Linked DNA regions of Mus musculus: regions 2 and 3 are each linked to region 1. Evidence: chromatin loops called from intact Hi-C (ENCODE). Cell type or tissue: gastrocnemius. All regions are shown on one strand. Region 1 overlaps Mkln1 (muskelin 1, intracellular mediator containing kelch motifs). Region 2 overlaps 2210408F21Rik (RIKEN cDNA 2210408F21 gene). Region 3 holds the start of Mkln1 (muskelin 1, intracellular mediator containing kelch motifs).

Evidence for each region. Hi-C counts contacts between places; a loop is a spot of excess contacts. Peaks named below come from ENCODE experiments on the same cell type or tissue, not always from the same donor. Only the 100,000 strongest peaks of a DNase experiment are listed, where the experiment ranks them.
Region 2: it touches region 1 in a loop (2.2-fold over the local background); 4 of 42 quality-filtered maps call a loop at or near these places.
Region 3: it touches region 1 in a loop (2.7-fold over the local background); 7 of 42 quality-filtered maps call a loop at or near these places.

What each region holds. Positions count from the first base shown.
Region 1 is chr6:31,449,985-31,457,984 of GRCm38, reverse strand. Mkln1 (muskelin 1, intracellular mediator containing kelch motifs) reads right to left here. Exons shown (of 18, transcript NM_013791.2): 8 at 6,401-6,466. Among named protein-coding and RNA genes, the nearest start is that of Mkln1, 55 kb to the right of the region's middle. In gastrocnemius, a CTCF peak has its summit at 4,011 (motif pointing right); a DNase peak (open chromatin) is centred at 4,051; H3K27ac peaks cover 4,973 bases.
Region 2 is chr6:31,326,312-31,334,311 of GRCm38, reverse strand. 2210408F21Rik (RIKEN cDNA 2210408F21 gene) reads right to left here. Exons shown (of 6, transcript NR_040262.1): 3 at 5,952-5,980. Among named protein-coding and RNA genes, the nearest start is that of Mkln1os, 68 kb to the left of the region's middle. In gastrocnemius, no CTCF peak of the experiment used is centred here; DNase peaks (open chromatin) are centred at 755 and 3,760; H3K27ac peaks cover 1,100 bases.
Region 3 is chr6:31,395,508-31,403,507 of GRCm38, reverse strand. Mkln1 (muskelin 1, intracellular mediator containing kelch motifs) reads right to left here and starts at 4,680. Exons shown (of 18, transcript NM_013791.2): 1 at 4,554-4,680. The coding sequence starts at 4,651. It overlaps Mkln1os (muskelin 1, intracellular mediator containing kelch motifs, opposite strand), which reads left to right and starts at 4,735. Exons shown (of 3, transcript NR_040300.1): 1 at 4,735-4,893; 2 at 7,714-7,810. In gastrocnemius, no CTCF peak of the experiment used is centred here; DNase peaks (open chromatin) are centred at 3,770 and 4,700; H3K4me3 peaks cover 3,196 bases; H3K27ac peaks cover 3,175 bases.

The sequences.
Region 1 (8,000 bases):
GGGCTGTCATCTAAGATTTTGTCATGTTCTCATATTATTTCAAATTTTAAGCAACTTTTCTAAGTAAAATGTCCATAAATGCTTCACCTGCTCTCAGAGTAAGAACAGTCCACTGGAGGAAGGTTGAGTTCTAGTGCTAACTGGATCAAAACTGAAATGTCTTCCAAAGGCTTTTCTTGAAGTTGGTCCTAGTTGGTGGAACTCTCAGGAGGAGGCCTTAGTTGTAAGAGGTCGGTTACTAAGAGTAACCTTTTAGATACTATGCTGCCCTGGCAGCCTGTCCTCTTTCCTGGCCTCCACTGTGTGAGTAGTTCTGCCAACCCTTTCCTACACTGAACAAAACTCCCCTAAAATTTGTCAGGTGTATTGTCACAGTGACAAAAGGCCTTGACTAATGAAGAAACCTGATTCCAGAGAAGTAGGCCTGTTGTTGCCACTAACAAGGCCATGTGGTTCCTTGAACTTGGTTTGTAGAAAGAGCTTAGAAATGTTTAGGGCAACAGCCTAGAGAACAACTAGGATGGCAGAGGGAGAGCTTAGCTGGAATCCCAATGGAGCTCAGAAGACCATGTGACTGTGTAGACAGATTTGAAAACCTTTGTTTGTTTAGAAAAACTACACAAGTTTGAAACATGAAGACATGGTTTCTGAAGAGCTTGGTGCCATTTCAAAAGAAGCCAGGTTGAGACAATAGGAAAGATGCCACAGGAACATGTTGGGAATTGGCCAGATGCCCATCCACTGCAAAGAGTAAACACATTAGAAGACTTTTCATTGAGAAATCAGAGCCTCTAGGGCACTATGACCTCACACCAAAGGAAGTTATTTCCCAAAGATGATTTCACCATGCCGATCTACCCAGGCACCCTGAGCCCTCTTACACTGTCAGCAGACTTTGGTGTAGTTTACCTAATGCTGGTTTTGCAGACATATAGAATGCTAGAGTCAAAATCATGAAGGTTTCTACTCAGATTTCAAAGAAAGGCTTAGAGGTGAGACAATGTGTACATAGAGTTCCTGCAAGGGAAATGCATGAAGCTGTGGGGACGAAGCCAAAGATACAAATGAACACCAGGAAGTTAAGATGTTTCAGGAACATGAGATTATACTGAGGACTGCTGCAGGCAATGAGAAAAGCTAGCCTTAAAGAGAGGCCCTGTGAGTTTTAACCATCAAATGGTGAGAAGACAACCCTCTTAGAACTGGGCTCTCACATACCCTGGAGACTGGAGACAGGCTATAAACTTCATTTCTGTAAGTCCGTTCCTCCATTTTGGAAATGAAAATATTTACTCTTGTCATTTTATGTTTGAAGTTTACCTAACTTATTTTATAGAGACCTACCTATCTTTAAAAGCTTGAGTCTTAGCAGAGATTTTGGATTTGAACTTCTAGCCCTTACAGGCTGACTCCTAAAGGCTTGGTCATGGCTAAGAAGCACAAATTCAGTAGGTTCTAGGAACTGTAGGAGGTGGGTATAGCTAGAAGTAGGTCCCTGGAGCAGTGTTCTTAAGGGTTGTATCTTCTCTTAGTTTCCTGTCTATGTTGCCTCCTTCCTTCCTTCCTCCCTTCCTTCCTTCCTTCCTTCCTTCCTTCCTTCCTTCCTTCCTTCCTTCCTTCCTTCCCTCCCTCCCTCTGCTTCATGGCCACCATGATGGACTAAAACCTCTAAAACTGTGAACCAAAATAAATACTTTCTTCCCCCCTAAGCTATTTTTCGGAGGTATCTGGTACCAATGGCAGGAGATTGTTAATCTTATTACAAAACTCTGTTGGGAATCCCCCAGATCTAAGTTATATAAAAACATTCTGAAAGTTGTCAAAAATGAACATTTCTATTTTTAAAAAGGAAAAATTAACAAAAACAAACCTCCAGTTACCTTTCAGCTTCTAAGAATCCCAGACACAGTAACAACTGTATTACTGAACTGGAATCCAAGCTAACCAATACCTGGAATCCCTTTGGCACTATAAAACTATAAAACAATTATTTTAAACTACTAAAAATCTGTCTTATTTCGTAACTATAAAACAATCTATTATCATTAGTTAAATAGCATTGTTTCCTAAATGACATACAGTAATGTCCAGACACATAATTTTACAGGAAGAAGAAATCAAAGAATTTTCATCTGGCTTAAGATTATATGCCAAGACCTCACTATAACAGCAATTAACCCTGTTAATTTCTGAAGCTTGTAGAAGGAGGACCATATAACTAAAATAGCAGTAGCAATTGACCTTTTGTTTTATAGTACTTCTGGGCACCCTCTGGATAAGGTTACCCTGGTTCATTAACTTTAATAACCCTTCCTCTTAGGCTCTGAGTTCTCAATGTTCTTTCTGAAAAGCAGGTCTCTTTGTACGCATAAACTCTCACAGCAAAGAAAGCCCACATTTCCACAACAGCCTCATTGATAGCTGAGCAAAATAAAATCTGGCACAGGGCAAACATCCCAACAGAATCAAGCCAAGATGTCATTCCTGTCCATGGAAGCTTTGTGGCCCAACTGAAGCAATAGTACAGCGAAATGAATTCTGTAAAAACTTATTTTTTGATATACCCAAATAAAAGAGGTATAACAAAAAATTTTAATTACATCACCTAATCACTTAAGTTTCACAAAGATAAATCACCCAGAAACAAATACCAAAAAGTGTTACTAATATATAAAAGATAAAAAGGTTTAAACTATGAAGCTATCTAAGGAGAACTATGGAAAGAAGTACGGTGTAGAAAAGAAAGGAAAAGCATCAATCTTAGCAGGGAATCCGGCCTACTGGAAGTCCATGCCCACACATACAAGTCCTGTAACGACATGCGTGGATATCCTGAGGAACACAATCTTCCTCAAGCAGCAACCATCTTCTGTTCAGTATTCCCCTTAAAGGAATATAGGCTATCCTGGCTATCAATTTCTCTTAGCACTCCAACAATATCTATTTGAAAAGATTAAAGCACTGATTTGAACTTACAAACCACTGAAAACAAAGTTGGAATAGTTCCTTAGCCTTGAAAAACTTACAATCTGGATGTGACTATACAGGGTATGTAAGTGACCACAGGGCAGAGGAGACCAAGTCCCATATGAAGGCAAAAGCACAACAGGCAATCTAGGACAGAAGAGTACCTGGCTGAGGGACACAGCACAGACTTGGGGGAAGAGTAGCTTTGTGTTCTGGCACAGTAAACGAGGCACAGAAAAGCTGTTCAAGCAAAGTAAAATGAGTAACAATGATATGGAGACAGCGTGACAGCAGTGTTTTAAAGGCATAAACTCCAAAGTCAGGCTTCAATCTCCACTCTCTACAGCTGTGTGACCTCAAACGTCCTTGAACCACTAGTTTCCTAATTTCTAAATATGGTTACCTTTCATAAAGACACAGTGAAGACCTATACATTGCATTCAAAGAAGTTAAACTATATGATAAATAAGTAAATAAAAGAAAATGTATAAAAAATAAGGACACAAAGGTAGTGGCCAGACAGGAAGTTTAAAAAGACAGGCAGTGACTAGATCAGGGCTTAAACTTAATCCCACAAACACTGAAGGAACTATAGAAAACCTTAAGAAGAGGGGTTGGTTAGGATCTGAACTTGCTGCAGAACTGACTGAAAAGAAAGACATAGGGAATGAGAGAGATCGGTGGCAATATGATTAATAGTAGCCTATTTTCAAAATTTCAAGCCAATTTCCTTTAAGAGACCATTTCAGGCAATCACCAATCAATCCACAAATTACTATTTCACAAATGTTACAATTAAACTATAATTCTTGGGTACAAAGGATATAACATTTAGTACTAGAACCAAATAAACCATGGATCTACAGTGCTATAATTTACACATTGAACATGAATTAAAAATAAGGGAGGTATGTTAAAACAAGTAAAGAATTTGGCCTTTGTACACCATTTGTATACATTTTTGTATAGTAAAACAGGCTTTTGCTTCAAGTACTCAACTGCAGTATCTACCACTATACTTAGTAAATCAGGCTGCTGATTGCATAAACCTCCACAAGATGGCACACTACAATTAAACAAGTTTGCCCATTTTGAAACTATAGACTGTATCAACTATGTCCTAACAGATACAGCCAAAAAGTCAGACACAAAATCAAGTATCAACAAGAAGGCAGGAGCCAGTGAAGTGGCTCAGTGGATAAAGTCTGATGCCCTGAGTTAACCTGACTACACAAAGTTGTCCTCTGGCCTCCATATACACATTGTGACACTCACACTCACACTCAAACACAAATCATACATAGCACAAAAGGCAGAATTGTAGCCACATGAATGAATGTCTGATTGCAGTTAACAACCCAAACTCTACTTTATTCACGTCATTAAAAAGCTTAAGGGGAACTGAGATTTTTTTTTTTGAAGCACTTTAATATGGTTGCTACAGAGGTAGTCCAGGGTTCAGAAAGTTATGGAGAGCCTCTGCGACAACTCCACCAGCTTCTTTGCAGGTATCAAAGAATGGTATATGTTACCTGAGTCTTATAACCTACTCAGAGGGCAGCCATGGGATTTATACTTTAAGTTCCTAAAATTCAGCAATAATTACACGGGAAGAATAAATAACCTAAAATAAGACATTCTATGCTTAAAAAACAAAAACAAAAACAAAACACGTCTTTTCACACAACCTGTTTTACCTAAATCACAGTTGAAACCCAACTCACAATTAAAGAATATTAAGTAAACAGGTATCAGTTTCTGAGACTATAGTTAATAAAATTAACATACCGATAGATACAGTAAGACACAGCATCACATTTATCTGCTACTACGGAAAGTACAATATGGTTCATGATGGAATAAGTTTTGGCAATTAAATATTAAAATTTAAGTATAAACTTCTATGGTTACTTTACCCTCGGATCTGGCATTAAGCAAGCTTCTATTCAAACTACTGACTGGAAAAAAACACTGAAACTTAGAAACTATTAACCTGAATGTTTAAGAAAACAAGGTACATGAAACACTGGGAAGGAACAACTGCTTTGGCATACAACCACATCAAATAAGCCAAAATAAAACGTACTTATTTTACAGGCATACACCATTATGCCTAGCTGTACTTGGCTTTTAATTTATTTCCATACATGACTCACTGCTATTTGTGGCTATTTTGTTTTTTCCCTTTTAAGCCTTGCTGGAAAAGGAGCGTGACTTCTACTGTATTCTGTATCTGACCTACTCCTAACTGACACGCCTAGTACAGGCATGAGACAGCACCATGCTGCACTCCATCCAGCCCTGCTCACACCTCAATTAACTCATATAAACTCTTGAGACTAGAGAAACCCACTTAGAAACTGCTACAATTCTGTCTCTAGTGCATAAAACAGATTACGGTAGGAAAGATGTCCACACCTTCACCTTCTGAGCTTCCCAAGAAGAACCTCTGCTAAATGTAATCTTCAGTGACATTGTAAAACTAAGTTCTGACCTGACATTTGCTATCAGTTCAATCTTTCTTTTCCACCTTCAAATTCCATAACCTATTTTTAAATGATCTTTTTCTCATATGTGCACATTCCCTGTCACGTATGGTCTCTTTCCCACAGACAGCAGGGGAGTAAGCACTCTGGAGCTTCTGCCTGCTGAAGGTCAGCTTTAAGTGTCAAGGTTGACAAACTGGAACAAAGTGCATTTTGCTGAGGAAATTTAAGGGGTTTCTCCACACAATTTCTCTTAATGTGTTAATAACAAGAAAACAGTCTATATACAATTTGCCTCTTTAATAAACAAACCTGATACAGGGAAACGAGCGCTTAAGAGGCCCCGTGCTATTCAAGCCTACTTCTGTAGGTCAGGCGAGTATTTGCAAGAAGGGGCACGGATTAGGAAGCAAGATGAAAGAAAAGTTTTCCAAAGACTCTAACAGTACTCTCGAATTCTAAAGTTACTATATATTTAACAAAGTGTAAAGTGTTCAGTCTTATTACTAATAGTTTTTGAAAATAGTCAGACTTAGTTTCCAAACTGCATTTTTCTAACTATTCACAAAATAATATGAATCTACAATATTTTTACTCAAGTACTAAGGCAGCACAACAAAGTAATAAAATGGTATAAATACTCTTAGAAAAAAGTAAAATGCTGTTTGAGCAACTACTGGCATTATACAGAGTAAAGGTTTATACACTATAACTACTGAAAGGCCAAGTTTCTCTTAGGGTATCTAACTTCATCAGCACAGCAGCCTCCTCGCTCACTGTCAAGTTTTAGTGCTTCTTGTCTTTGCTACTCAGTTTAGTGACTACTATCTAACCTTGTCATAATGGAAAGAGAAGTGTCCACTCTTATAAACGATCTTAAATGTAGGCACTGATACATACAGCACGCAGCTTTAGGATGACGACGGACTGCTGCTAACGGGACTCACCTGTCTGGACGTCAATGACCATTTGATGGCCCCCTCTCATTCCTGGTCTGTTATCTTCTCCATCGCCTGAAGAAGAAAATATATTTTCTATAAAGAAATAATAAAACCTTGAATTCTAGAGGAGTAACCCCACTCTAAAGGGCAGTAACAAGCATTCCACATTGACTCCTTCAAAATATTACAAATAAGTAAAAAGAATTCATAAAGAAAAAATACTTTTGTTTCAAATATTCAAACAGTTACAGGATTCTAGGATACAGTGTGTCTGCACATGTGCTTAAGATCAAACACAGGTCCCCACAAATAATAAGCAAGGATTCACCCACGGAGTTACATTCTTGGCTCTAAGGTTACAGGATGCTAATATCACATCTGATATATGGAAGGCCTAAAGTTTTATAAATAAATCTCCCATTAGTTGAAATAAAGTAGTTTGGCAAATAGACTTCCCTGTTTTTTGTATGTAAATTGACATTATCTAACTCTGTACTAACTACACAGAAACACTATAAAATAACTGAAACGTCAACTTTTATACAGTTTTAAGCTACTTAATGATAAGGAATACTTTATGAGAAATGCACTATTAGGTGAATTCTGTTTTTGTGTATACATCTGTATATTTACACAAATCTACATGGATTGCCTATTTTATACCTAGCCATATGGCAAAACACGTTACTACACTAAGTATTAACTTTAGGCAACTACAATGTCTACATTTTTCAAAATACATAATTACAGAAAAGGCTCAGTACTTAAACTAGATAAGAATTTTTCAGCTCAATTAAAAGCTCCTGGGATCATCATTATTGACCAAAATGTCACTATGAAACATATGATTGTATACAGAAACCAGAACAAAGCCAAAATCTTTCATCTACTCTGTACTCAACAATTCTTTCTCCTTTGTCACAGCTAGGCCGTTCATTATCACTAAGGCCTTGCCCTCTTCTCTCCTCCAGCCAGTCTGTTTTCTCTCAAAAATAAATTAAAAAAAAATACTAAGAAATTAACTTTTAGTATTAAGTGTTTTACGTATTTAATCTGTTTGCAAATATGTGTCTAAATAAAATCACCTTACATAGGACTATAAAAATATAAGTATGTTCACACAACATACTTCAAGAGGAAATTTCAATGTTTATTAATGATTAAAGCTATAAAAGGTTTCTCACAAGGGAAGATAAAGTCTTGGAAACATATGAAGACCACAAGAACCAAGTGAATACCTCCTGATTTCTTTAATGTAAACTTATGCAATAAAACATTGCTTCTATCTGACAAGTCAACACAATATACAATACAGTGACAAGAATCCCACCATACAAAAATAAGGGGTTAATGAAGAAGACTCAACTCTGAATCAGATTCTGAGTTTGAAAATCAAAACAAACAAACCAGTCTCTATTAGACATAAAGGCCCTAAGGATCTCCGCCTCCCAGAAGAAAGCATGAAAGCAATCACTCAGGCATTCAAGTACTCAAGTGCCTCTAAGATGCAACTATACTGCACATAATTTAATTAGAATTATAATGTCAACCTTATTATTATCTGTGTATAAGTTCATCATTTGTCCCTTTTATTCTCAAAAGGTCC
Region 2 (8,000 bases), 120 kb after region 1:
ATGGGTAGCCTCAGGTGACACATCACTCTCTTGACTCAGCTTCCTGAGCACAGCAGCTATGTGTGTGTGTGTGTGTGTGTGTGTGTGTGTGTGTGTGTCACCATGCTTGAATAAATCAACCTGAAAGTTAATGTCTGCCTACAAGCTAAGTTTCTAAACTCTGAGATTAATAAAGTAAAAAAATATATATATAGGGGCGGAATTTTTCTCCTGATTATTGTAACAAAGGGCTATCTTAAGTTAATAATTAAATATGTTAATAATTAAAAGGCAAAAAAATCCAGTAGAAAGAATAAGCAAAAGATTGACTTTCCAAATAATAAGCAAAGAACTCCCTGTAACAATCAAAGAAATGGTTTATTGTTGTTCAAGTTCTGCCTACGTATGTGTTCTAAGCTTCCGGGTAACGTGAGCTAAATGAGACCTCACAGTCAAGGCTGAAAATCTATGGAACCATTTTTTTTCCTGCACTAATCCCAAACCTAAATCTCTCAATGTTAACACCCCCGACTGAGAGTGGAGACAGAAAAGAGCTGGCAGCCTCAGAAGGAACAGTCCAGCATTGTCTGGGCCTGGTAGACAAATGTCGTCATCTGAGGAGGAGGAGGAATGTGGAGGGCAGTGTCCCTAACCTGCAGGTTGTTTCTCAAGGAACGAGCAAGCTTTGCTCTGCTTTCTGCAGAGCCGCTGGAGTCTTGGTATATTCCATGTGTGGCCCCTGGGGTAGCGGGACCTCCAGGGAACTTACAGATGAGCATTAGACTGCCTTCCATCTGGCCTCTTGAACTGGAGCCGGCATCTCAGCTAGCTCCCCGGGTGACTGCATGCACAGATCTTACAGTGATTGCACGCACAGGCTTTACAGTGCAGTCCTAGGGCAGCCTCTGCCAGGCTCACTCTACACAGGTGCTCTGCCATTGCCGCCGGGATGGAATGCGCAGGTGGTCTCCAAGGAGCCCTTCGAAACTAAATTGCTGGATTTAATGAAAAGTGTCACACTCAGCCAAGTCGAATGTTCTCCACTTTACAAAGGGCTTTAAGATTAATGAATTAATAAAGGTGCCATGGTGCCGCTGCTCCAACAAGTGAATTTAGAGTTCTTATTAGCATCCTTTCACTGGGCATCTGGATAGACCCAGGAGGCCTCAACTAGGATGACCCCCCATCTCTCACACATCCTTTCCCATCCACCTCTTCAGGAGGGGAAGCGTCGTGGGATGTAACATCAAGAGAACTGTGACGGAAAGATACGCCTGCAGGAACTGGAGAAAAAACAACATGTGGTCTAAGAATACTTACTGCTCTTTGCCTGTCTATCACTAGTACAGTCCATAAGCTTTCTCCTGGTATCATCCAAAGGTGTGTGTGTGAGAGAGGGGTGAGGGTTGGGAGGAGAGGACAAAAAGACAAGAAAGAGAAGGAAAAGGGTAGCTGGGTGTGGTTTGCTCTCCCTTCAAACCAGTACTTGGGAGACAGAGGCAGGCAAATCTTTGTGAGTTTGAGGCCAGCCTGATCTACACAGCAAGTCCTGGACAAGCCAGGGCTGCATAATGAGAGTCTGTTTAAAAAAGAAAGAAGTGGGGAGCAGGGGTGGGGGACACCAAGATCTAGTAATCTTGTGCCGTCCTATGAATGGACAGAGGCATGGATTCTGGGCACTGAAGTTGCCTCCACCCCCACCCCGAGGCCACAGTGTACACACCAGCACCTCCATCTTAATTCAACTTGCCCTCTCCCAGCCTCTCCACTGAGCAGACCATCTTGGTAGCAAGCCACCCTCCAGCTTCAAGGTTGTTTCTGGATTTGGGGGCTGCCAGAAAACCAGTTAGATGCAAGGAAACAAAAGAGATTCAGGGGCTAGAGAGGCATTCGTTCGGCTAATGAGTGAGATGACTCACGGGCTGACTCAGAGGAACAGGGCGAACAAGGCTCGACTGGGAGAGAGAAGCAGTGGGGAGTAGACCTCAAAGGAGCCCTGCAAGCCAGATCTAGGAGGCCAGGGACATACATGATGGTTTGGGTTTGGAGGGGTAGCAGAGCCTCAAACAGAGGGAGATAGGGCTGCTTCTTCTTCTTCTTCTTCTTCTTCTTCTTCTTCTTCTTCTTCTTCTTCTTCTTCTTCTTCTTCTTCTTCTTCTCCTTCTCCTCCTCCTCCTCCTCCTCCTCCTCCTCCTCCTCCTTCTCCTCCTCTTCCTTCTCCCTCTCTTCCTCTTCCCCCTTCTCCCCTCCTTCTTTTCCTCCCCATCCTTCTCCTTTTCATCATCTTCCTCCTCCTCCTCCTCCCCCTTGTCCTCCTCCTTTCCCATCTTCCTCCTCTTCCTTCTTCTTCTCCTTCTCCATCTTCTTCTTACCCCCAGAAGTTGGGTTGTGAATCTATAGCCTTCTGTGCTCTGAGAGCCGTGTAGTATCCTCCAGGAACAGTGAACTGCTTGCAGGCAAATCTCAGGGCACAAACTCAGCAGGGATTGTCATCAGGTCCCAGGCAGTGAGCAGAACCAGGACCCACCCTCTAGGTTTCTAGTACATTATGGGGCGGGGCGGGGCAGGGGGGGGGGAAGCTCTTTTGATTTTTTTTTTTAAAGAAGTGTTTTACATTTGAGAACACTGTGATCCAACCTGTGCTTATAAATATATTGAAAATGGTTCTAAACATATGACTAAGGCATCTTCTCCTTTGTGAATGGCTAATTGAGGTTTTGAGATGGAAGATTCCAAGGCTGATTATTGTTTTGAAGGTTAGTACTTACATTGCCATATGAGGTTGTACCTGAAATGATATGACTGTCCACCTACACAGTAGAACCAGGTCTCTGGAAGATCACAGCTTTGTGACCTGGTCGAGTGTAGGGACAGACTACTAGGTGATGAATTTTCTTCATGTGTCAAATAAGTGGCAAAGGATCAAACCGGCAGCCTCAGCCCATTCCGTCAACGTAAACCCACTGAGCTAGCTATAAATAACTTTAGTTGATTACATATTTATATGTAATTTGATGGTTGATGTCGCAAATGTACTTCAGCAGAGCAGTATGAGCAGAGGCAGGAGTTCTTGGCAGCTTGGCAACCTGTCACCTTTCAAAAAAAGAAAAAAAAAAAAGCCATAGAATTTCAGCATCCCTGGCCCCAACAGACAGCAACAGTGTTGGTTGGCTGTTGTTAATTTCAGCCTTGGCTAACTACTTTTCTGTCACCATCATGTTGCCTGTATTTAATGCTGGCTGTTTTATAACATTATAACCCCATCTGTCTGATAATTATGGAAGTGCTGGAGAGTGTTGAGTGTGCTGATCATAGCAGGCTTATTCTGATGAAAATAAAGAGAAAAGTCGTCAGAGCTGCACGTGGGTAAGAAGAAATGGTTCATTCGTCTACACTGGAGATCAAACCCAAGGCCTCTGCCATGCTAGGCTCTACCAGGGAGTATTGGGCTCATCCTGAAAGACAGAGAGACTGAAGACATTTTGGATATGCTGGTGGGCCTGTGCAGTAAACAGTCATCTGGGAAAAAAAAGAGAAAAAAAAATCTTAAAAAGGGAAACTCATTTGAATGCCTCCTTAGGAGATGAGTGACAACACGGAATACATAGACTCCAAATGCAAATTCAGGTAAGGGCTGAATTCCATACAAGCATTTAGAAGCCAGGCGTGTTCGAAGACACTTGAAACCTTTGCTGAATGGGATGGTTCTGTAGAGTCAAGGCCACTTAGATGCAAACAGCCTTCCAGGTCTCCTGTGAACCGCTAAAGCGGAAGGCATTTGGCAAAGCTCACCAACGGCTGCCTTCTCCAATTTTCAGTCCGTATTAACTGGTCTCCTTTGAACGAAGTGACCCAGTTGAATAGATTGGCAAGACAGGGAACAGCTTAGGCTTAAAGCTTTGAAGGAACCAACTTAGCTTCCCAAACTTAAATCACTTTTGGCAGCTCTGCTTATTAACAGTCTTTCAGAGTTCACTGGTTTTAAAGCACATACACACATTTCTGCATATTTTACTAGCTTATGCTTTTTTTCTTCTTTGCATAGTTCCTGAACATAATTTTGTGTTTATGTGTAGGTGTGTGCATGTGTACATGCGTCTGTATTTGTACATGTGTGTCCTTGTGGAAGCCAGAGGACAGTCTCAGGTGCTATTCTTCAGTTGTTCTACCTTGAGTTTTGAGACAGGGTCTCTCACTGTGTTCTGGGACTTGACAGTTAGGCCAGCAAGGCCCAGATGTCTCAAGTCTCTGCTTCTCTGTCACTAGGTTTACAAGTACACACCTTCGTACCTGGATTTTCCACATGGGAGTTAAACTATAAATAAGCATCAAGTTTAGACAGGACCTCCTTTACAGACTAAGCTTTCTCTCCCCCCAGCTCTTAAAAAAAAATCAGTAGTTTGGCATCCCATTTTCTTACTGTGTCATCTGACCCATCTTTTTCTGGACTGAGAAGAATACTTATATTAGAGGCAGGCGGATTTCTGAGTTTGAGGCCAGCCTGGTCAACAAAGTGAGTTCCAGGACAGCCAAGGCAACATAAAGAAATCCTGTCTCAAAACACGGAAAAGTTAAAAAAAAAATTGTTTCTAAAAATTTATTGGATTGCCACTACAGTCTTTTTGTATATATATATTTTAAAATTATATCCTTGACCAATATCTGTGTTTCAACTAGTGATAGGTAGGAATGCTTTCTATATTAAAAGTCCTACATCCCTGGTTTTTCATGGGTCTTACTTTGTTTCTAGTGGTCACCATTGTCTTTCATCTCTAAATCTGAGGTAATACCAACCCTGATTAACATGCATGGCCGATGGAAAGATTTAATGGGAAAATATATGAGGAAATGCTGTGATGCACTAAGCTTTGCCACACTGTTCTTCTAGTGATGAGACTACCCAGAAATGAAAGGGACTGGACTGGCTAATATGTCTAGCATGGACTTATAGACAAGTTTATACCATGCCCTTGAAAATATCTTTCCAAACAAAAGATTAATTTTAGTTTTAATAATTATTAGGGATTGCTCCAGTTCATATACTGACTGGCTTCCAAATATCTAAATGTTAAGATTGGTCCCAAGGTCAATCCTGCAGATCCAAAGCTGCAAGATCTCCATGACACAGGGCAACAACAGGATACCCAAAAGGAGTCCCATGAGGATCCAGTATTGGTAGGGTAGCAGAAGCCAGAGTCCTGGAACCAGACAAATGACTCATTGCAATGAACATTTACAAGAAAAGAAGTGTGGACATAGGGTATACAGTGTGACACACTGTGACATATTAAAACTTAGACAAAGAGATTTTATTTATTTATTTATTTATTTATTTATTTATTTCTCTATCTATGTATATTTTATGGGGGCTGCAAGGGCAGAGAGGAAATACAGGGAACGGGGAGAATAGTGGGACTAATGTGCATGATGTGATTCACAAAGAATCAATAAAAAGTTAAATTAAAAAAAATTGGTTCCAAGGTCGTGCTAGAATAAGGTGGTAGTGGGACATTGTGGGATCACTGAGGGACTGCCCTCAGAAGGGAGTATGGGACTTTCACCCCCCTCTCTCTTTGCTTCTTAGACATGAGGGGGAAGTTTTCCTCAGTCTCTCACTGCTACCACAGAGTGCCGTCTAAGCACAGGCTCAAAGACTGAGGCCAAGTGGAACTTCTATGACAGAAAGCCAAGATAAACCTTCTCTCTTGATAAGTTAATTATCTTAGGTATTTTGTTACAGTGGAGGAAAGCTAAGTAAGACAAGACCATTATGAAAATCAACAAAGATGATTAACAGAAAAGCTCTCAGAAACTTTTTAGACGATCCCACATAAAGCCAGCTCGTCGTTGCTCTCACGTCCTTTGCATTCTATTGAAAGCCCTAATCAGCCAAGTACAGACTTGTTAAAACAAGAACGGCTCCACATTCAACATGATTTTTACCTCAGCCTGACGAGCTATACGCAGCTCACCTTCCCAAGCTGTCCTATTCTTGGCTCCTCTTCATTTGAAAACAAAAAGAGGTCAGTCAGTGGAACACTCCTCTGCAACAGAATGAGGCATTTTTAATTATGCATTTTTATAAATAGATAAGGAGAAGATATTTAAATGAATACACGAGGCTCCACTCTCAGGGATGCTCTAACTCTCCCTCTGCCCTCACCCTGGTCTCCATGGTTTCTCGCATATCATTCCCGTGTTTCCTATATGCAAACAAACACAAACAGACAGCACTTCCCTGTTCATACATGAAGTCTGTTTGATTTCCCACCTCACTTTTTCCAACCTGCTAATACATCTTGAGGGTTGAGAATGATGCTCCATGGTAGAATATTTTTTTAGTATGTGCTAGACCCTATTTTCTTTTTCTTTAAATTAGGTATTTTCTTTATTTACATTTTAAATGTTATCCTCTTTCCTGGTTTCCCCTCCGAAAACCCCCTCTCCAATCCCCCCTCCCCCTGCTCACCAACCCACCCACTCCTGCTTCCCTGTCCTGGCATTCTACACTGGGGCACCGAGCCTTCTCAGGACGAAGGGCCTCTCCTCCCAGTGATGCCCAACAAGGCCATCCTCTGCTACATATGAGGCTGGAACCATGGGTCTGGTTGGTAGTTTAGTCCCTGGGAGCTCTGGGGGTACTGGTTAGTTCATATTGTTTTTCCTCCTATGGGGCTGCAAGCTCCTTCAGTTCTATTGTGGATGCCAACAAGTGCTTGCTGACAGGAGCCTGATATAGACCCTATATTCAATCCACACTGCCATAAATCAAAGTAAAACAAAACGTCCCTGAATATATCTTGAGAAGAAGACCGCCTATGGAAAGATACAGGGTAAACACAGGTCATGATGACATTGCCCTTGATAAGGACATTATAAAATCTTGTCCCATCACTGAAAAAATATAATTACGTGAGGGGATATATATGTTAAGTAACCTGATTTAGCCATTCTACAATGTATACATATACCAAAACATGGTGTATACCACAAAGACATAAGACATAAGACATGCTTTAGTCAACCAAGAAAATTACCTAAAGATAATATAAAGAAAATGAACAAATCAAAAAAAAAAAAAAAAAAAAAAAAAAGGAGAACCCAGCCCTTCCCCTTAATCTTATGTTCATTATGTCACCATAGTCAGGGAATCTCAGAATTGGCTACTGTAAAGGATTTGTCATTCAGGCATCAAAACCTGCTTTCTCTTTTTCTGGGGAGTATTTTGTGCCCCTTACCTTGCCCTGTGTGTTGGCGCTGCTGCTGTTGTTGCTCGGGATCAATCTCAGAGCGTTAAGTGCACATTCAACCACTGAGTGACTCCCAAAACCAAGGCTGTGTTCTAATTTTCCTCTTTGCTGGGTGTGGACACATGACCGAATTACAGCAGATAAATATGAGCAGAGGACATGAGAACCACTTCTCGGTTCAGCCCAAAATCATAACCCCAATACGCCACATTCTCTCTCACTTGCCAGCAGTTTGGTAACAGCTAGAAATGGCTCTGTAGGTTGCACATTTGAAGGATGGAAGAGTCACGAGAGAGAAAGCCTGCTGTCTTTGAACTGCTGCTAGAAAGAATAGTACAGCTCTTGGATGCTATATGATAAGAGAACCTTCCCGTATTCCTGAGTCATGAGATCACTTTCCAGGTAGACTACAGCAGCCAGTATTGTCGTCATCGACACAGACAGCAAACACTGAGCCCCTTTAATCCATCCTTCTGTCTGTGTGAGTCTCTCAGGAGTCTAGATATCTGGGATCTCACAAGAACCCCCAGTGGACTGTGAGCTCCTTGTGGGAAGTGACTACCATTCATGTTCATATCCTTAGTGCCTAGAGCAAGCGGCAAATAGCTGGTGTCTAGTAAACCCTATAAATCCTTTTGGAAGAATGAGTGAGTCCCGGACATCCTGCAGGGACAATGGCTTACTTTACTGCCCTGTCAGTTAGTTTGCTATGACCCCACTGCTTTTTTCTGTTGTCCCTTGAAATATTAGAACATTATTAATATGGCACTA
Region 3 (8,000 bases), 54 kb after region 1:
CCGGAATCTATACAGTGGATGAAATGAACCAACTCCTGAAATCTGTCCTCTAACCTCCAAACATCTCCTTCTCCCTTCCTCCCTCTCTCATTCACCCTCTCTCTCTAAATGAATAAAGGAACTTAATTTTAACAAATCCATATGTTGTGAAAAAGAAACAGATCTCAAATATGCCATCACAAAACATGCACAGTAAGAGGGCTAGACAAGTACTGTCTAACATGCATAAGGTCTTGGGTTCCAATCACCAGCACCAGCAAGGAAAAACTAAGCAAAGGCTACAACCAACAAAAAGTAGCTCAAGTAAGGAAGACAGAACTACACCAAGTAGATGGTAAAGGCAAGAAGCACATGTTATTATTAGAGATAAAAAGGGACATATTATAACTTTCAAAGGCCCAATTTACTAGAATGATAAAGCTGTAAGTCTGTATACATCTAGTAATGACTTCAAAACATACAGTTCTTAAAGAACTAAAAGGAAAAATTCAGATTCATAACCACAGAATTACCGAGGTACACCTCTCTGTTATAAAAGAGAGAGAGAGAGAGAGAAAGAAAGAAAATATTAACAACCAATAAAACCAGGGATGTAGCTCAATGAAAGAGGACTTGCCTAGCACACACAGGGACAAGTGATGCTGGTTAGCTGGAGCTAAGAAATTAGCGGTGATTAAGAAAAGACCAGCATCAGTGAGTGAAATCTTCTGGGAAGTAATTTCTGAGAGAACAAAGAAGCTGTGTTCCAGAGACAGCCAAGGAAGAATCTCATGTTGGTGGCCAGACTGTGTAAGAGTCACCCTAGACCCTAGATTGAAGACATGAAGGGGTCATGAGAGCAGCTGAGGCTTGGCACCATGAAGAGAGCCTATGAGAGGCTAGTTGTTAAAGTGTAGTCTAGTTGCAGCAAGACCCCAGCAGTTTTGGAGATGCCAGTACCATGGGATGTCCACCAAGATCAACAAGAGCAATGGAGCGGAGGTAGATGAGCCTAGAAGCCAAGCTGTGTGCTACAGAGTGCAGAGCTGGAGAAGTGACCCAAGCAAATCCTGTCTGTAAGCACAGAGCAGCCATATCACACAGTGAAGCAGCTCACGGAGCTTGTGAAGGGAAGTCAGAAAGCCCGGGACCAGAGTCCTCTCTCCAATGCTCTTAGACCCCAGACCTAAACTAGTTAACCTCTCTAAATCTTCCATTCCCTAGCTGTAAAATATAATATCACACTCATACTGGAGTTGGGGCGAATACTAAACATATCTAATTGCACAGAACAATCTGAGAACAGAAGACACTTAATAATTGCTTGTTATTGGTGGAGTTGTTTTAAAATAAGAACGTGTAAGAGGCCCCTGGAAAGCTGTATGCTGTGGGCAAGTCCATACATATTGACCTCAGCTTCCTCAGCTGCAGAACATAGGAAGCTCACTGCACACTGAGCTTAAGAATAAAAACACTATATGAACAAAGCAGCTCAGGAACACCAAACACCCAACAAACTATCACCAGCATCGCTATAACCTACAACAATAAACAGTCAAGAATACAGATCAATGATTTATAAAATGGTTTTACATGTAGTATGTTATCATATCATGTGTCACTTACATGTACCTCTCTTAATTCCAAAATTAGGAATACATTTCAGAAGAAAAAGTAAAATAAAGGAAGATCCATTTAAACACACTGAAAAATAAAAGGCCAATGTGTTAGCATTAAACTTAAAAAAAAAAGTGTGATCTTTAACTAGACCTGTTTTAACATTTTAAGGTCCAAATAGTTTTTTTTGCATTAGAAAAAAAATAGAAGTCCTAGAAAGAAATCTGAGATTGAAATCCTTTTCATGACTTCATGGGGGTGGGAGGGAGGGTTCTAGCCATATGTAGTATATATGCACCTATGTGTACAGAGATAACTGTGTTTGTGCACCCGAGAGGCCAGAGGAGGACCCAGGGTAGCCTACTCTATCACTCTCTGCCTTGTTCCTTTTCTCGCTGAACCTAGAAGCTGGTACCCAGTTAGCCCCAGGGATCCTCCCGTCTCTACCCCACCAAGAGCAATGGGGTCACAAGTGCACCATACAAGACTGAAGACTGTCTATGTTAGCATTTGAACTCAGGTCCTCAAGCTTGTTCACAAACTCTCTCCAGCCGGTATGTGTCTATAAACAACTTAACACAAGCGCCTTTAACAGAATCCCCTCTAATCTCTACAAACCCTCAGACAAAAGCAGTCAAGAAAGCACACTGGGTGGAGAACTGTGGAGCAGGTCCTCTGGATTCAGCTCTGTCCTCACCTAGGTGGATGACCAGAGGCAAATTTGAACCTCTCATCCCTGTTTGCTCATCTGGAAAATGGAGATCTGAGGTCACAGGTGACAACACAGATCTCACAGCCCAGGCTGGCCTTACTTTACTATGTCGCCCAGGATGCCTTACACTTGTCATTCTCCTGCTTCTGCTTCCTAAGGGCTTGCATTACAGGCATCTCCATCCAGGCCCAACACCATGCCCAGTTTTTTGGGATTCTTTAGAAGACTGTTAAGGTTTAAATGAGCTAAAACACTTGAAGTATTCATAAAGATTAGCATGTGAAAGGCATAAGTAATTGCCATTTTTTGTAATTATTACCATCACCCCAAAATGCCTAGATTTCTATCAATAAATATTTGTTCTTTGCTGAACAATTTCAACAAATAGCTGGCTAGACCTTAAAAAAAAATCACACCTGCTTGAGACATTTCATAATACCTTCCACTGTTTCACCCCATTAGAGGTCATTTTAGGGGGCGGGGAAACCAATCTCTTTCTTAAACTTCCTGTCATACAAAGACGTATACTTGCTAACCTAAGTTCAGAACCAAGAATTTTACAACTAAGGCAGACACACACCAGCCTGCCTAACAAAGTTCTCAAACCCAAGCTTCCTAATGCTCATCTGCACTCCTTCACTCCGGACTGCTTAACTCTAAAGGGCTTTAAAATTAAAACTATACTATATGTTTGAAATGTCTTTGTGGTTAAACAAGATACACTAAGTGCAAGTACTAAGTGCAAATAAACTGTTTTCTCTGTGGCCTTAAGGAAGCTATAGCAATGGCTTCTTCCAGCTGCAGTCCAACTGGAACAGCAGGTGCTGTCCCCACTCCAAACTGGAGGCTGACTAAAACCACTATCCCACCAGATCAAGACTCCTTTTAGAAATGCCTCTCTCCTTAACATGCCCATACAACAGGTAATGCAACTGGGATTTGGGCTATCCCAGTCTCATGCCTACACCAGAAGGTAAAGCGATGGCAGACAACCTAAAGTGTAAGTTATCTAACCAAAGACCTGGGGGTGGAAAAAGTCATTCGAGGTAGTTAGTGACACACCACCAACTCTCTAACCTAGACACAAAAAAAAATGTTATCTTCAGATTCAAAGGAGTCAGTCAAAACAAACAACCTTAAAAAGGCCTCCAAAACAAACAACCACACACACACCTCCAAAAGAAAAAACTACCAAAAAAAAACAAAAACAAAAAACAAAAAAACAGAGGTTTACAGAATGAACAGCCACAAGTCCACTTCAAATGAAGGTCGGTGCTTATCCAGCTCACCCTCAAATTAAAAGCTGGGTTCCAATATCAATCAGAGATGTGGCCATGTACCAGCTATCAACAGGCCACAACCGGCCAGATCAGACCACAGGTCAGCCTTCATTGGGCGGGAGCTACAAGGCTTCAGTGCCAACCCTTGACCTGGTGACTAGGAGGAGGGCAGGTGGGCAGTCCGCGGAGGCTGACTCTTCACCCGCAGCTTCAACTTCCAGAGTCCTGACCGACTGGACTCGAGAAATCCAATCTGAACAAACGGGAGGAATTTTAAAAATACGAATGGAACACACTCCCTGTTCAGGACACTCCGGAGATGTAGCAATTTTATTCGAATAGCAACGGAAAACTGCACCCGTTCCTCGTTGTGTTCCTAAGGCCATTTCTGCTGACTTGGTGGTGCCCTCGGGCAAGCCGCACGCCCCCAGACCTGCCCTCCTTCCCTATCTTTTTCAGAACTTCCAGCCCCCCCCCCCGTCCAAAAAAAGCCAAGACACCCCTCTGCCAGTCCTCCAAGTTCTCGCCAGGGTGCGGATGGACTCCCCAACTTCTCTCGCCACTCGTGCAGAGCTAAGCACTTTTACTGCGGGCTCAGGAACTCCGGCGCTGTCCGAGCCGTCCGGGAAGGACCGGGCCCCCGTCGTCGCCCTGACCACCTCCGACGGCGGGGGAGGCTCGCCCGCGGCCCGGGCCCGGAGCCCCGCTCCGCTCCGCCTCACCTCCCGCTGCGCAAGCCCGCCTCGCCGCCGCCACCCGGAGCTCGCTCCCGGGCCCTCAGCCCGGCCTCGGCCCGCCAGGCCGGAGCACTCGGCCGCCGCACTGAGAAGCTCCGGAGGCCGCGCGTTCCCCGTCACAGGCCCCGCCTGGGCCTCTCTCGGCTCCGCTCCCCACACCGCACGCTCTGGCGGGCCGCGCTCTCACCGAGCGGCTCCGACAGCTCGAGCGCGGGGCCCCGCACTTACTCGGGAAGGTAGGTGGAGGAGAAGGAGCTCCACTTATGCAGCGCGTAGGGCAGAAGCCGGCACTCCGGCGCCACAGCAACAGCCCCGCCAGCCGCCATCTTGTCAGCACCGTAGCGGCCACCACCGAGCGCCAGCCCCGCCAGGAGGAGGGCGGGGACGGGGCCTGCTCTTAAAGGGGCCGCGCCGGGAACCCGACCGCGCAGGGCCGGCACTGGCTGCTTGGAGGCCGCTTCCTCGGGTTTCCCACGCTGTCCTTTCCTAGCTGACCCTCCCAGGGAGGCTTTCCTTTCCTGTGAGGCTGGCAGAGGAGTGGCACAGAGGACTTTTCATACAAGCTCAGGTAAAGACAAAGCCAAGGACATTTTGAAAAAAAAAAAAAAAAGAAAGAAACGTCTCCTAGAATAGGAAGGGAAAATTCGATGAGCTTGGGAAGGGAATATCTTTCCATCTTTCCTACTTTGGAAACCACTGCTCTAGCCTGTTTATAAATCCTCTCCGGAAACAGAGGTGAGGAGAATTGAAGTGCAATAATAACGTATGGCCTTTGTCTCTGCAGTTGACCTGGGGTAAAAATGTCCTTGTCACCGTGTTCAAGGGTCAGGTGGAGGCAAGATAAAGGAACAGCTAGTGTGTTCTGCTATCAGTCTGTAAACATTTCTTGTCGGCCTCTCTTACTAATATTCTGATGGCATCGTTGTACCCAGAAATGACATTCGCCCACATACCAGGAAGATGCTCAGAGTTGGAAAGTTGTGTGCCATCATTTGTCTCCGGCATTAAATCTGCTTGCTTTGAATTTTAACATAAATTTAGCCCAAATGTTTGGAAAGAGAGAGATGTTTGAGAAAAGATCGCGTCTTCTTCAGAAGGAATAATGAGTACACCCCACCCACCTCCAACATACATACTGTTCATGAAGCCTGACAGCAGGCATCATTCCAGCTTTTTATCACAAAAGGAACATCTGGCCTAAATAGGTGGCAAAGTTAGATAATGCTCCTGTCTAGTACCTGTTTGTCAGGGTTATAAATATGCCCTTGCTTACCTAGCGGCATCACCCAAAATCGTGTCACTCCCTGCCTAAGAGGTTGGACTCCTGGAAGTTTGGATTGCATCATTGTGTCAACCAGAGGATATTAAAAACTCAAGCAAAGAGTATCTCAATAAATGATCCAATAGTTTTACTCTTTTTGATTATGATCGTTAACCGGCCCATCAAATCTCTCCAATTCTTTATTGGCTTCGTTTCCATTGGTGAAATTTTAGCAGTAGCCTCTACTATGATACCACTAGCAATGTCAGCTAGACCACAAGTATACTCAGTGTTTAAGACTTTGTTGGGAATGAGTATGAGCCCTGAGGTAATGACCCCTGAGGTATTGACCCCTGAGGTAATGACCCCTGAGGTAATGACCCCTGAGGTAATGCTCTAACCCCACTGACTTCAGTTAGATAACTGCCTACCATGGAGGAAGTTAGTTACAGAGAAATTATCTTGGAGGGAAAGATTGTCTTCTAAAAGGGAGAAGATAAGATGGGGATTCACTCCAGTTAGAGGACCCACAATTTGCTAATTCCTCTTCTTTTTGGATCTTAGTAAGTCATTGTTGTTGTTGTTGTTATTGTTGTTGTTGTTTTTCTTCCAGGCAGAGAATTGTATAGTTCCTGATCAACTATATAATGTGAAAAACAGATATAAACCAATTCTTCTTATTGAGATTGTAATTCAATTACAGTATTTCTCCCATCCCTTTCCTTCCTCCAAACCTTCTATATAGCTGTCCCTACTATTCAAATTTATGGCCCCTTTTTCATTAATTGTTATTGCATATATGTACTTGTATATAAATATTTATTCTCCAGTATAACCGGTTGAGTCCGTATAATGTTACCTGAGTTACGTTTTCAGGTGTGACTGTTTGGCACTGGACATTGGCATGACCATTGGCATGACCTCCTCCTTCCCTGGGGAGGCCACTCTCCAGCTCCCAGCTTTACTCGGTGCTTCTCCTCACCTCACCCGCCATGCAGCTTTAAACCAACTCTTCTCAAGTGTTAGACTTTCCTGCAGTTGTTTGTTTGTTTGAGAGGGGAGAGCTGTCATGGTTGTTGTTTTCAAGACAGAATCTTACTTCGTAAACCTAACTGGCCTCGAATTTGCAGAGTACTTCTTACCTCTGCTTCTCTTGAGGACGGGGGTCACCATGCTCAGCTCCTCTGTGGCTTTCTCTTCCCTTCCATTATCAATGGCTTACCAGTGAGCTCTTCAATGAGTGTTCAGCCTCTCTCCTTTTCCTGCTTCCCTACACATGCGTGCGCGAACACACACACACCCTTCCGCACCAGCACTCTATTCCATGACACTAACCACGCATTCCAAATTGCTACTTCCGTGGTGCATATCCTCTCTGCCCTCAAGACATGGTCTCTTCCTAGCCTGGAACACCTCCCACCCCACATTCTACCCTGCTTGTTTTTCAGATCATTTTATCTCAGGAGATCTTACCCCATCACCTACGTTATGGTCACTTGACACTTTCTTCATTTCCCTTAACCCCCGGACTCCCCTCCCTTAGTTTAACAATCACCACACTGTGTTTCTAGTTCTTTTGTGTTTCTCTGTCCTGAAAAGATAACTCCCATTGTGGTAGGAGCCACGCATATCCGGTTCCCAGTCATATCTATGGTTTGTAGTCTCAATGGAGTGTAGCCTAGTACATAGTAGATGCTCAGTGAGTGCTCACTGAGGAAGAAATAAATTGTGCTGAGTTTCAGATAGAGGCTGGGGTACTACATAGGAAAACTGAGTGTCACACACTGTAAATGTCCCTAAGACATGAGCACAGTGTGAGGCCACTCACCATAAGGAGAGCACGGTTTTCTTGTGACACAAATAGGTGCTCCTGTGTTAACAGAAATACAAACAGGTGTGTTGATACTCAGCCCAAAATTTGTAGAAATGTTAAAATAAAATTGGAGACTCAGGAACCTGCAGACTCCTCAGGAGATCCCTGACAAATCAGACTTCTAGGGGTCCATCTTTACCCTCCTCCGCCTTGGAGCATGACTGTGGGTGATGGGATTGTATCCAGAGATGCACATGAGAGGCCTGGGAACAGACAGCAGCCAGACAGTCACCCTGTACCATTGTACTTCACAGAGGGGGTCTATAAAACCATCATGGAGCCGGAGGATCAACAGTGTGATGGCAGCACACAGCCCCAGTGAGCCAGTCTTCTTGTCCCCCAGAGGCCCGTGTGAGTACTTCTCCCAGAGGGTCGCTATCTTAGGGGTTTTCAGGTTTCTCTCTCTCTCTCTCCCTCCCCCCCCCCCCAGAGGAAGACTTATCAAGGAAAGCTCTGATGCCCCAGGCATTCCCGGATGCTAGGGAGACCAGGGTGAGCAGCAGAGCCAGACAAGGCTGCACTTCATAAAGCTACCATGTTC